2 separate regions of the Homo sapiens genome follow, and region 1 is linked to region 2. Evidence: chromatin contacts called from ENCODE Hi-C or POLR2A ChIA-PET data. All regions are on one chromosome and are shown on one strand. Each heading gives the region's core, a stretch centred on a gene start or an enhancer-like site at or near the end of the contact. The rest is flanking DNA. Distances are from core to core; before and after follow the strand shown. Region 1 overlaps VPS53 (VPS53 subunit of GARP complex). Region 2 holds the start of TIMM22 (translocase of inner mitochondrial membrane 22).

Region 1 (5,486 bases), core at 1,147-3,646, 490 kb after region 2:
TGGGGTTCCTTCCCTAGGAAGAGCACTCGGAATAACCTGCTGGAAATGGGGTTCCTTCCCTAGGAAGAGCACTCGGAATAACCTGCTGGAAATGGGGTTCCTTCGCTAGGAAGAGCACTCGGAATAACCTGCTGGAAATGGGATTCCTTCGCTAGGAAGAGCACTCGGAATAACCTGCTGGAAATGGGATTCCTTCGCTAGGAAGAGCACTCGGAATAACCTGCTGGAAATGAGATTCCTTCCCTAGGAAGAGCACTCGGAATAACCTGCTGGAAATGGGATTCCTTCGCTAGGAAGAGCACTCGGAATAACCTGCTGGAAATGAGATTCCTTCGCTAGGAAGAGCACTCGGAATAACCTGCTGGAAATGGGATTCCTTCGCTAGGAAGAGCACTCGGAATAACCTGCTGGAAATGAGATTCCTTCGCTAGGAAGAGCACTCGGAATAACCTGCTGGAAATGGGATTCCTTCGCTAGGAAGAGCACTCGGAATAACCTGCTGGAAATGGGATTCCTTCGCTAGGAAGAGCACTCGGAATAACCTGCTGGAAATGGGATTCCTTCCCTAGGAAGAGCACTCGGAATAACCTGCTGGAAATGAGATTCCTTCCCTAGGAAGAGCACTCGGAATAACCTGCTGGAAATGGGATTCCTTCGCTAGGAAGAGCACTCGGAATAACCTGCTGGAAATGGGATTCCTTCGCTAGGAAGAGCACTCAGAACAACCTGCCTGCTTGAGGGTGACAGCAAGTGTCTCACACTTCTCGTCTACTCCAAGTCAGATTCCTAAAAATAAAATAGAGCTCCAATGGGCAATTTAAGCAAAAGCCTTAGAAACATGGACACCTGAAATGCTGGCCTACATGAAGGGTACGATGACATTTTATATATTAAATAAAAATTCCCAGTCCTGTTTTAGTATTCATCAGAATAGCCTCTTGGACCCTCGAAGTTCTACACCTTTGGGAGATATAAATTTCCTTAAAATAAAGGGATTGCTTCTTTGTGTAAATAGCTTTCATTTTCTCCATCTGGAAGTGATTTCTGCCTGCATGTTGGAGCACAAAATACTGCAGTTAATTAAAGCATTACTGGATGTCATTTGCTAGAATGTATTTCCTTACTGCTGACAGAAAACAGAACAGACTCTAGGAAAGAAGTAGCAAGTCCGTGACCCTGGCCGCTCCTGGTGGCTGCCCTTCTCCCTTCCCTGACAGTCTAAGGAAGCAACGCGTGGGAGCAGAATGTGGCCGACTGAGCCCAGTCCTGACCTGCCCAGTTGCAGTGGAGCCTGTCTGTAATGTTGTGTAAAGTGTTTTGCTTCTGACTTGGAACCCTACTTGCCCTGTGAATTTCTATCCTGTGAACCTTCCCTTCTCTGTCCTTACCGTTCCCATCACAGCCTGCTCTTCCAGTGACGGCCAAGTGATTTCTCTCCTGCACGCATGAGTCCATCCTGTTTCCTTAGTAGCTGGATGGACGTTTTGCCATGAAAACTCTTTGGGAAGTCTTGTGTCCTTTAGTGATTTCTCTCCTGCACGCATGAGTCCATCCTGTTTCCTTAGTAGCTGGTTGGACGTTTTTGCCATGAAAACTCTTCGGGAAGTCCTGTGTCCTTTCAACAGGGGAAAACTGGCTGCGGCCCTTCCATTAGGCTCCAGGATCATTACCTCGTTTCCATTCTTTCTTTTCAACAGCTCCCCACTTTACTAGGGAAGCCAAGGGATCAACCTAATGAGAAAAGAACCTTCCCTGTAGCCCACCTGGAAGGGCATTGCCTGCCAGCTCCTTCCTTCTCACCTATGTGAACAGGAGGGAAGATGCCGGCGATCCATGGATCTGTGGGACATGAAGGACGTGTCCATCAGAAATGAAAGCAGCCTGGGATTGGAAGCATCCACAGAAGACTTGATCTGCAGGTCTTGATTTGGACCTGGCACTTTGACACCAGGCGAGTCACTGATCCCCTGAGCATCCATTTTCAATATTGGTGAGAGGGGATTATAATGAATATTGGCTGTGAAGGTCACACAAGACCGGGCTATATGCACTTGCTCTGCCATAAGGCAGTGTGAAGTGTGTTCGTGATCACTTGTGGGCGGGAGCCTGTGGCTGTCTTGCCTGGACTGGCTTTTTTAAACATGGATGAGTGGTGACAAATCCTGCGGCCGTGTGCAGGCTACATCCGCAGCGAGCTCCGCATATCTGGTCTTTGCCTTTTTAGGTCATGACTGTAATATCAAGCTTACACGAGAGTTTTAAAAGACTGAGCAGTATCCCCTTCCCCTGGCAGCTGCTGCTTCCGTAGCATTTAGGGATAAACCTGCAGACACTGAGAAGAGAGCTTCCTCCCTCCTGGGGCTGGTGGCGAGGCTGCCTGTTGTGGAAAATAGGGCATGTCTCCTGTGAATGCGAATTGCGAGGGTTGCCAAAGCCTCCCTTCCAAGAAACTTGCTTAGGTGTCTGGTGTCCACAGACCAGACTCTTCTCCCGACAGGGACAAAAATTCTTGCCTGCCTTTCTTTTTCTTTTTTTTCCTTTTACTTATTCTTGCCTTTTTTCTTCTTCTTCTTCTTTAGGTATGATGCCCCCCAAAAAACTAAGCAAGATTAACTTGGGACAGGCAGTTCTAACTGGGAAGCCTGAGCTCACAGGCTGTTTGGATTACTTTCCAATTGTGTTTCAAAGATGTTTAGACTTTTCCCAAGGCCAGCTGAATCCTTATAATCAGCCCAAAAGTTCCTTTCTGTTTCTGTCTGTCCCCTTTGAGGGTGTTGACTCAGAGAACCTGGGGCAATATGAGATGTTAAAATAAAAATAGCGTCCAACGTCCCGCCTCCTGGGAATGCTGCTCACTTCATCCGAGGGTTCTGGGAGCTTCTGCTCAGTCATCAAATGGAATTTGCACAATTGTCTTGCCTCCTGTTTTGGGTAATTTTTCAACAAGTGAGAAATTAAGAACAGCTTCTCAACAAACTTCCCTCTACTTCCAGGGCCAAGAAAAGTATTTGCAGTGTGGGCTGCAGCTTTCAGGGGTCTCAGGTGAAATGGTGGCAAGAAACCCCAGCTCCCTTCATGTGTTTGCCTTGCGCTGATGGAAAAGGAAGGCACTTCTCAGCTGCCAGAGACCACATTCCACAGGGTTCTTCACAAAATCAAGCACTGCAGTGGACCAACTGGAGCAGCCACTGGAGGGCTTTAGAAGGCAAATGGAATACATATCAAATGCTATATAAAGAAAACATCTGTTTACACAGAGTCCCCCACAGCCTCATACCTACACCCAATATCAAATGCTGTATAAAGAAACATCAGTTTACACACAGAGCCCCCCACAACCTCATACCCACACCGAATATCAAATGCTATACAAAGAAACATCAGTTTACACACAGAGTCCCCCACAGCCTCATACCCATGCCTGTCACATCTTTGCACAGCCCTAAAGGATCCAGAGCTTTGGATCAGCAGCTGGCTAGCTCGGAGGCCAGAGGAGGGTGCTGAGGGGAGTGGAGGTCAGTTGGGGTAGCCCTGGGCCCTGGCTGCACAGTCCAGCTGCTGTGTGGCCTGCATGTGGTATCTTAGGTCATGAGAGGGCCTGGGCAATTCAGTGCTATCTGTACATGTTGGTGGGGTGGGAAGGAAAAGGTAACTGTGTATTTACTGTGTCCTGGATACATTATCTCATCGGATGAAATTCCTGCTAAGTTAAGCTCCGTTTAGTGGACGGGACTTGGAGGCTCAAAGAGGGTAAGTGACAGGCCCAAGGATATGTGCCTAGTGAGGGGTGAGCCAGGATTCGATGTGTGACTAGTAAGGGGTCAGCCAGGATTCAATATGTGACTAGTAAGGGGTCAGCCAGGATTTCATATGGGACTAGTAAGGGGTCGGCCAGGATTTGATACGTGACTAGCAAGGGGACAAGCCAGGATTTGATATGTGACTAGTGAGGGGCGAGCCAGGATTCGATATGTGACTAGTAAGGGGTCAGCCAAGATTTGATATGTGACTAGTGAGGGGCGAGACAGGATTTGATATGTGACTAGTGAGGGGCGAGCCAGGATTTGATATGTGACTGGTGAGGGGCGAGCCAGGATTTGATATGTGACTGGTGAGGGGCGAGCCAGGATTTGATATGTGACTGGTGAGGGGCGAGCCAGGATTTGATATGTGACTGGTGAGGGGCGAGCCAGGATTTGATATGTGACTGGTGAGGGGCGAGCCAGGATTTGATATGTGACTGGTGAGGGGCGAGCCAGGATTTGATATGTGACTGGTGAGGGGCGAGCCAGGATTTGATATGTGACTGGTGAGGGGCGAGCCAGGATTTGATATGTGACTGGTGAGGGGCGAGCCAGGATTTGATATGTGACTGGTGAGGGGCGAGCCAGGATTTGATATGTGACTGGTGAGGGGCGAGCCAGGATTTGATATGTGACTGGTGAGGGGTGGAGCCAGTCAGGATTTGATATGTGGTTAGTGAGGGGTTAGCCAGTCAGGATTTGATATGTGGCTAGTGAGGGGCGAGCCAGGATTTGATATGTGACTAGTAAGGGGGTGAGCCAGGATTCAATACGTGACAAGTGAGGGGTGAGCCAGGATTCAATACGTGACCAGTGAGGGGCGAGCCAGGATTCGATACGTGACCAGTGAGGGGCGAGCCAGGATGCGATACGTGACCAGTGAGGGGCGAGCCAGGATTCCATACGTGACTAGTGAGGGGTGAGCCAGGATTCGATATGTGAGTAGTGAGGAGTGAGCCAGGATTTGATATGTGGCTACTGAGGGGCGAGCCAGGATTTGATATGTGACTAGTAAGGGGTCAGCCAGGATTTGATACGTGACTAGTCAGGGGGTCAGCCAGGATTCGATACGTGACTAGTAAGGGGTCAGCCAGGATTTGATATGTGACTAGTGAGGGGTGAGCCAGGATTTGACATGTGACTAGTGAGGGGTGAGCCAGGATTCAATATGTGACTAGTGAGGGGTGAGCCAGGATTCGATATGTACCTAGTGAGGGGTCAGCCAGGATTTGATATGTGGCTAGTAAGGGGTGAGCCAGCCAGGATTTGATATGTGACTAGTGACGAGTGAGCCAGGATTTGATATGTGACTAGTAAGGGGGTGAGGCAGGATTTGATATGTGACTAGTAAGGGGGTGAGGCAGGATTTGATATGTGACTGGTGAGGGGTGAGACAGGATTTGATATGTGACTAGTGAGGGGTGAGCCAGGATTTGCTATGTGACTAGTAAGGGGGCGAGCCAGGATTTGGCTCCAGCCTTCATTCCAACATCCATGCCTTTTGTACTTCACCAGCAGTTTTCAAATTTATGGGACAAAATTTTACATTGGATTCCCTCTATACAAAATAGATAAAAGTATTTTATGAATACATTTTATGAGTTCAAATATTTTTCAGAAGAAATCAGTAAAAGCATTGAAAACTATTCCAGCAAATAGGAAGCACTTTAAACCAAGGTTATG
Region 2 (6,061 bases), core at 2,270-4,769:
GACAGCAGAGCTTCTCAAAGAGGCCCTGGTGAAGCTGAACAATGGGACGACCGGCGGAGAAGTCAGTCCGTCATCATAAATGGTGCTTGAGGAGCAAAACCAGGTTTCATGACAGCAAATCATCCTGTCTCTCAGAAGATGAGAAAACTGGCTTTTTGCTCTGGGTAAGTTAGGGCATGACAGATGGAAAGTGGCCCAGTGATAAAACACTGCTGCTTCTAGGAAAGTCAAGTCACCAAGGCCCTCCACCACGCTCTGAATGGACATGCCAACGGGGAGAAGAGGCAGCAAATTGGTTTTCTTTTTTTTTTTTTTTTTGCAGCTGATAATCTAATATTTCTAGAATATCTGTACTTAGCATTCAATGGGTAGAAATCAGAATCCCCAAGGGCAGAAAGATATTACCATTATAATTTATATCTAAAATTAAAAGACAATTGTCTAGAATTACTGAGAAAAATGTTGGCCACACGTGGTGGCTCATGCCTGTAATCCCAGCACTTTGGGAGGCTGAGGCAGGCAGATCACGAGGTCAGGAGTTCGAGACCAGGTGAAATTGATCTCTACTAAAAAAATAAAAATTAGCTGAGCATGGTGGCGGGTGCCTGTAATCCCAGCTACCTGGGAAGCTGAGGCAGGGGAATCGCTTGAACCCAGGAGGTGGAGGTTGCAGTGAGCTGACATCGTGCCACTGCACTCCAGCCTGGGCGACAGAGTGAGATTCGGTCTCTTTAAAAAAAAAAAAGTTGTTACAACGGACGGGGGTGCTACTTGCATCTCGTGGGTAGAGGCCAGGGATACTGCTCAACGTCTTAGAATGCACAAAACAGACCCAATCCCGACAAAGATTCGTCTGGTCGAAATGTCAGTAGTGCCAACGATGGGAAACCCTCATCTAGATCCTACAAGTTTCCAAAACCGAGTTACCACAGAAACAAACATGATTTATTTGTCAGAGGGAAGAAGATCAAGTGTCCCTGGAACACTCGTGTGTTTGGAAATGACAACCTCAGCACGTTGTCCAAGGCCACAAAGAAAAAGCATTCGAGAGCCGTTTACTAACCTCTGAAACCAATAGCTCCTCCCGTGATGCAGCCACTGATGACACTGTTCTTCCAGTCTGATGTTCCCCGGTACTGTGGGCAGGGAAGTACACGTTAGAGCCAAAGAAACAAGCCAAGGCAGACCATTAAGGAGGAATACACAGGGTTGCTCGTTAGCTCATTCAGTCCCTACCCAAAGGAAACCTAATCTTTCTTGAAAATATAGTTCCTAAGTATACAGCGTGTATATATATATATATATATATATATATATATATATAGTATGCGTTCATAGATGCTTCCTGCAGGTGGCACCAGAGTGCTGAAACCAAGCCCAGCATTTGGAATGTAATCAAAATTTCTTCAAGGGGCTCTCCAATAAGTCTCGTTTAAAATCATTAGCTAACTTCTAGCCTACAAAAAGTAAAAAATAATGCAAGCCCATACTGTAAACACACACAAAGTCTGCCACAGGGACTATTTTATGGAAGTTCAACCTAGAATGTATCTGATGCTTCTGATTTGCTTTCTAGTAACAACTTTCAAATGACTTTTAAAGAGCAATTTCTCTTTAAAAGTAATGAAATGGTGGCCCCAGCAAGGATTTCTTAGAAGGCAGAGACACTTACAGATTCTATCAAACACTCAGTACAAGAAAACATGGCTCCCACAATGGCGAAATTTTTGGCATAGGACATTCCTCTCTGCCCCATGTCTTTCAGCACTTCTTTTGCAGTCGGTGTACGGTAAGGATCCTTAGGGTCAAAGCCCACGTTGGTATCGATGCCAGCGGTAAACACCCCAAATGCACCTCCTAAGACAAATCCTAGAAGCAAACACAGAGATGAAGGTGTCTTTGGCATGTTTTCTGCATTACTCTATTGGGATCATCCTGGAAGGGACCATGCTTTTGGATGACCACCGGTGCAGAGGACACCCCCCTCTTGCCACTCAAACTCTCCACTTGCCTGGAGACTTGCAATCCAGGGTCTATGTTACTGACATCATCTTCTCCGTCTCTAAGATTTCTTCCTCCTGTCATTCCCTAACATTTCTCAAGATTCCATCTTTAACCCTCTATTCTCTCTACATTCTCTCATATGTAAACCAGCCACCCTCAACTTCAGCTATCAACTTTGCAAATCACTCTCTTGGCCACTGTGACATTCACAGTAATGCTTTACTGAGCACATGCCAGTATGCCACAGCCTCATTCATTCTTCACAATAATCCAGTGAGACAGATGCTATTAGCCTCTCCTTTCTATAAACTGAGGCTCAGAGAGGTTAAGCAACTTCTCCCAAGGCCACACAGCTACCTAATGGCAAATCCCACACTGCTGCCACATCTGTCCTTCCTGAGCCGGCTGGACATGTCCAGATGGATGCCCTCTCATGACCTCATGGTCAATATGAGTTTAATAAAATCATGGGCACCTCCCCTTCAACTTAAGGGAAAAACAGAAGGACAAGTGCAGACTTCGTCTCTCCTTGCTCGGGGCTGTCTAGTCACAATGGTCTTTCAGTTTTTCAAACCTCAAACAACTGCTGCCCTAGAGTCGTCTGCATGTGCATTTCCATATGTCTGCATCCTTCCTCTGCAGTGTTCCTGCTCAACATTCTTCTCCACATAGTATAATACAGGCCCCATGAAGACCAGGCTCTTGTCTCTTTCACCTGGCACGTGATATTGCTTAGGAACAATTTGTTGAAAGAATTATTTAAGAGAATGAATTTAAGGGAATGAACGGATGAATGAAGTCACCCACGTAATAACTTTTTGTTGTTGTTTTTGAGACGGAGTCTCGCTCTGTCGCCCAGGCTGGAGAGCAGTGGCACATCTCGGCTCACTGCAAGCTCCGCCTCCTGGGTTCAAGCGATTCTCCTGCCTCAACCTCCCGAATAGCTGGGACTACAGGCGCCCACCACCACGTCCAGCTAATTTTTTGTATTTTTAGTAGAGACGGGGTTTCACCGTGTTAGCCAGGATGTCATGTAATAACTTTCAGGCCCCAACCACAGCACCGATTCTCTAACCCAATTTTCATCAGGAAAGCCGGCCTGAGGGGGCAGGAGAGGTGACGCCCGATTCACGAACGAGGCGAGGGTGTGGTCAAGGTCAAGGCCCGCAGTCCCTCGCCTCCCAGGCGCGTGGTCTTCTCGGCAGAGATCCCCACTGCCGTCCAGGCCCTCAGCCTCCCAAGGGTCCCATCGCCCGGCCTCACCTCCCACGCAGGCCAGCGCAGCCTTGAAAGCGCAGCTTTCCATCGCCTTCTCGATCATCTTCTGCTCCTCACTCTTGGCTGGACTTGGGATCCCGCCCAGGCTCCCAGGCTCCAGGAGCCGGGGCTGACGCTTGTCACCCACCAGGTACTGCAGGAGCAGGCTGTACTGCAGCGGAGCTTCGGCGGAACCCGCTGTCTCAGGGGCCGAGCCTCCGGCATTGGGGGCGGCCGCCGCCATGACAGTCGCTGCCCAAGCAACCCTCGCGTCCTTCTCCCCGCAGCAGATTCGACAAGCGTCACGTTGCGGGCCCTGAGACTAGCCACTGTGATGCAACGGCAGATTCGCCGCAGGAGGAAGCCGCGGCCGCAACGCTCCTGGTGCGCACACCAGCGAGACCGCTATCATGTTTCCAAAAAGAAAGCCTCTTGTGAAAATGGAATTGGGCTTGGACAGCTTTCCCCATGTCACAGACAAACGAGATTCAGATTCACCAGAAAGCGCCCTCACGGTCGGGGCTGCAGCGCGGTGAGTACCGGGATTTGTAGTTCTAATCCGACACCCAACTACATTTCCCAGGAAGCGTTGCGCGTGCTCTCGCGCCTCGGCCCCGCGCGGGGCTCTTACGAGCTCCTGAGGGGAGCGAGGAGTGGCCGCGCGCTCCGGGGCTGCCGTGCTCCGGATCGCCGGGAGGGGACGCGCGAGCATTGTCGCTGCCCTTTCCACCTCGTGCTGTCATCGGGCGGTGAGGCGTTAAATCCCGTGGTCCCGGAAGGTGCGGTGAGAGGTGGATGCTTTGTAGATAAGCGTGAACTTGTGCTGTAAATGCACGGACCGGGCGCGGGGGCTCACGCCTGTCATCCAGCACTGTGGGAGGCCGAGGCCGGTGGATCACGAGGTCAGGAGTTCGAGACCAGTCTGACAAACATGGTGAAACCCCATCTCTACTAAAAATTAAAAAAATAAAAAATAAAAAAATTAGCTGGGCATGGTGGTGCACGCCTGTATTCTCAGCTACTTAGGAGGCTGAAGCAGGAAACCCCGTCTCTACTAAAAATATAAAAATTAGCCAGGTGGCGGCAGGCGCCTGTAATCTCAGTTACTCGGGAGGCTGAGACAGGAGAATCTCTTAAACCCGGGAGGTGGAGGTTGCAGTGAGCCAAGATCGCACCATCGCACTCCAGCCTGGGCGACAAGAGCAAGACTCCGTCTCAAAAAAAAAAAAAAAAAAAAAAAAATCCTAACTGACAGCATTTGCTGACTTGTGTGGTGTTAATATCCCCATCATGGCTGATTTCAAACTACCAAGCGAGGTCATCAGTCAGAATTGGGAAGACGTACAGCAGCATGTGGTTACATGGTGTTTCTATCACACAGATACAATCTATGGAAATAACCTCAACAGCATAGATAGGAGTACAGTGTAGTAAAATTTTTAGGAGGGGATGAGTTTTGAGCACATATTACCTATTTTTAGTGTAATTTATTATAAATGTATAGAATGTAATTTTTAATAATAACTGTGCTTAACAACCAGCTCAAAAACTCCTGATAATTTGTTGCCTTACTTTTTAAAATTACTCTTTTGAGACAGAGTCTTGCTCTGTCACCCAGGTTGGAGTGCAGTGGTGCAATCTCCGCTCACTGCAACCTGCACCTCCCGGGTTTGAGCGATTCTCCTGCCTCAGCCTCCCGACTAGCTGGGATTACAGGCACATGCCACCATGCCCGGCTAATTTTTGTATTTTTAGTAGAGACAAGGTTTCACCATGTTGGCCAGGCTGGTCTCAAACTCCTGACCTCAGGTGACCCACCCACCTCGGCCTCCCAAAGTGCTTGGATTCCAGGCGTGAGTCACTGCGCCCGGCCAGTTAGGGCCTTTTTGTTATTGTTGTTAAACATTTACCATTATACCACTGCACTGCAAGCATATTTTGGGAACCAAGAACACTTCCTCCTCTTTGAGGAAACCAGAATTGGGGCCTGGAGGCAGAGAAATTGGGAATGGATTTCTGGTCATATCCAGGAAAATCCTAGGGGATGTTGGAGAGAGGTTTTCAGTCCCAAGAATGCTAACACTTTGGCATCATTTTGTACTCCTCGTATGAACAAAACGTGGCCTGGGAACACCTCTGGGCATTTAAGCACACTTTTTGCTAATGGCCTGAAGGCAGTGCCGTAGCAAGCATCTGCCTACTTGGGCCAGGGACTCTCAGAAGATGTTGATCGGAAAAGATTCCTCTGCTGGGCATGGTGGCTCACACCTGTAATCCCAGCACTTTGGGAGGCTGAGGCAGGAAAATTGCTTGAGTCTGGGAAGTTGAGACTGCAGTGAGTCATGATCGTGCCACTGCACTCCAGCATGGACGAGGGAACGAGACCCTGTCTCAAAAAAAAGAAAAAAAAAAGATTAAGTAAACAGTGGTCATTTTATTCAGAGGGCTGAAAAACAATTTCCATCAAGGGCTGCGAAAGGGCTGGGGTGTTCCATAGCCCAGGAGCCTCACAGGTATGTCTGAGTTGTAAGAGGAAGTGAAGTGTCCTTCTTTTAAGGGTCTTGGCTGGGCGCGGTGGCTCACACCTGTAATCTCAGCACTTTGGGAGGCTGAAGCAAGGTCAAGAGATCGAGACCATCCTGGCCAACATGATGAAACCCTGTCTCTGCTAAAAATACAAAAATTAGCTAGGCATAGTGGCTGCACCCCTGTAGTCCCAGCTACTCAGGAGGCTGAGGCAGCAGAATCGCTTGAACCCACGAGGCGGAGCTTGCAGTGAGCCGAGATGGTGCCACTGTAC

What was found. A loop is a pair of places that touch in the nucleus more often than their neighbours do. ChIA-PET counts read pairs that join two places held with the same protein, here RNA polymerase II (POLR2A). Pooled maps may share reads with other maps.
Region 1: a loop to region 2 is called in a pooled map, with 5 times the contacts of the local background. The contact joins the enhancer-like site here to the promoter of TIMM22 in region 2. A Hi-C loop is called at or near these places in 1 of 50 pooled maps. POLR2A ChIA-PET finds 5 or more read pairs at or near these places in 3 of 52 experiments (BJ, Caco-2 and MCF 10A).

Annotation. Positions count from the first base shown.
Region 1 is chr17:508,837-514,322 of GRCh38, reverse strand. VPS53 (VPS53 subunit of GARP complex) reads left to right here. Exons shown (of 22, transcript NM_001128159.3): 22 at 1-5,486. Among named protein-coding and RNA genes, the nearest start is that of VPS53-AS1, 11 kb to the left of the region's middle. Within about 2 kb of position 2,396, at least 6 of the 41 ENCODE cell types and tissues checked have a DNase peak (open chromatin) inside an H3K27ac peak, as active enhancers do.
Region 2 is chr17:994,587-1,000,647 of GRCh38, reverse strand. It overlaps TIMM22 (translocase of inner mitochondrial membrane 22), which reads right to left and starts at 3,519. Exons shown (of 4, transcript NM_013337.4): 1 at 3,268-3,519; 2 at 1,673-1,869; 3 at 1,064-1,136. The coding sequence starts at 3,505. RefSeq lists an enhancer at 2,806-3,497.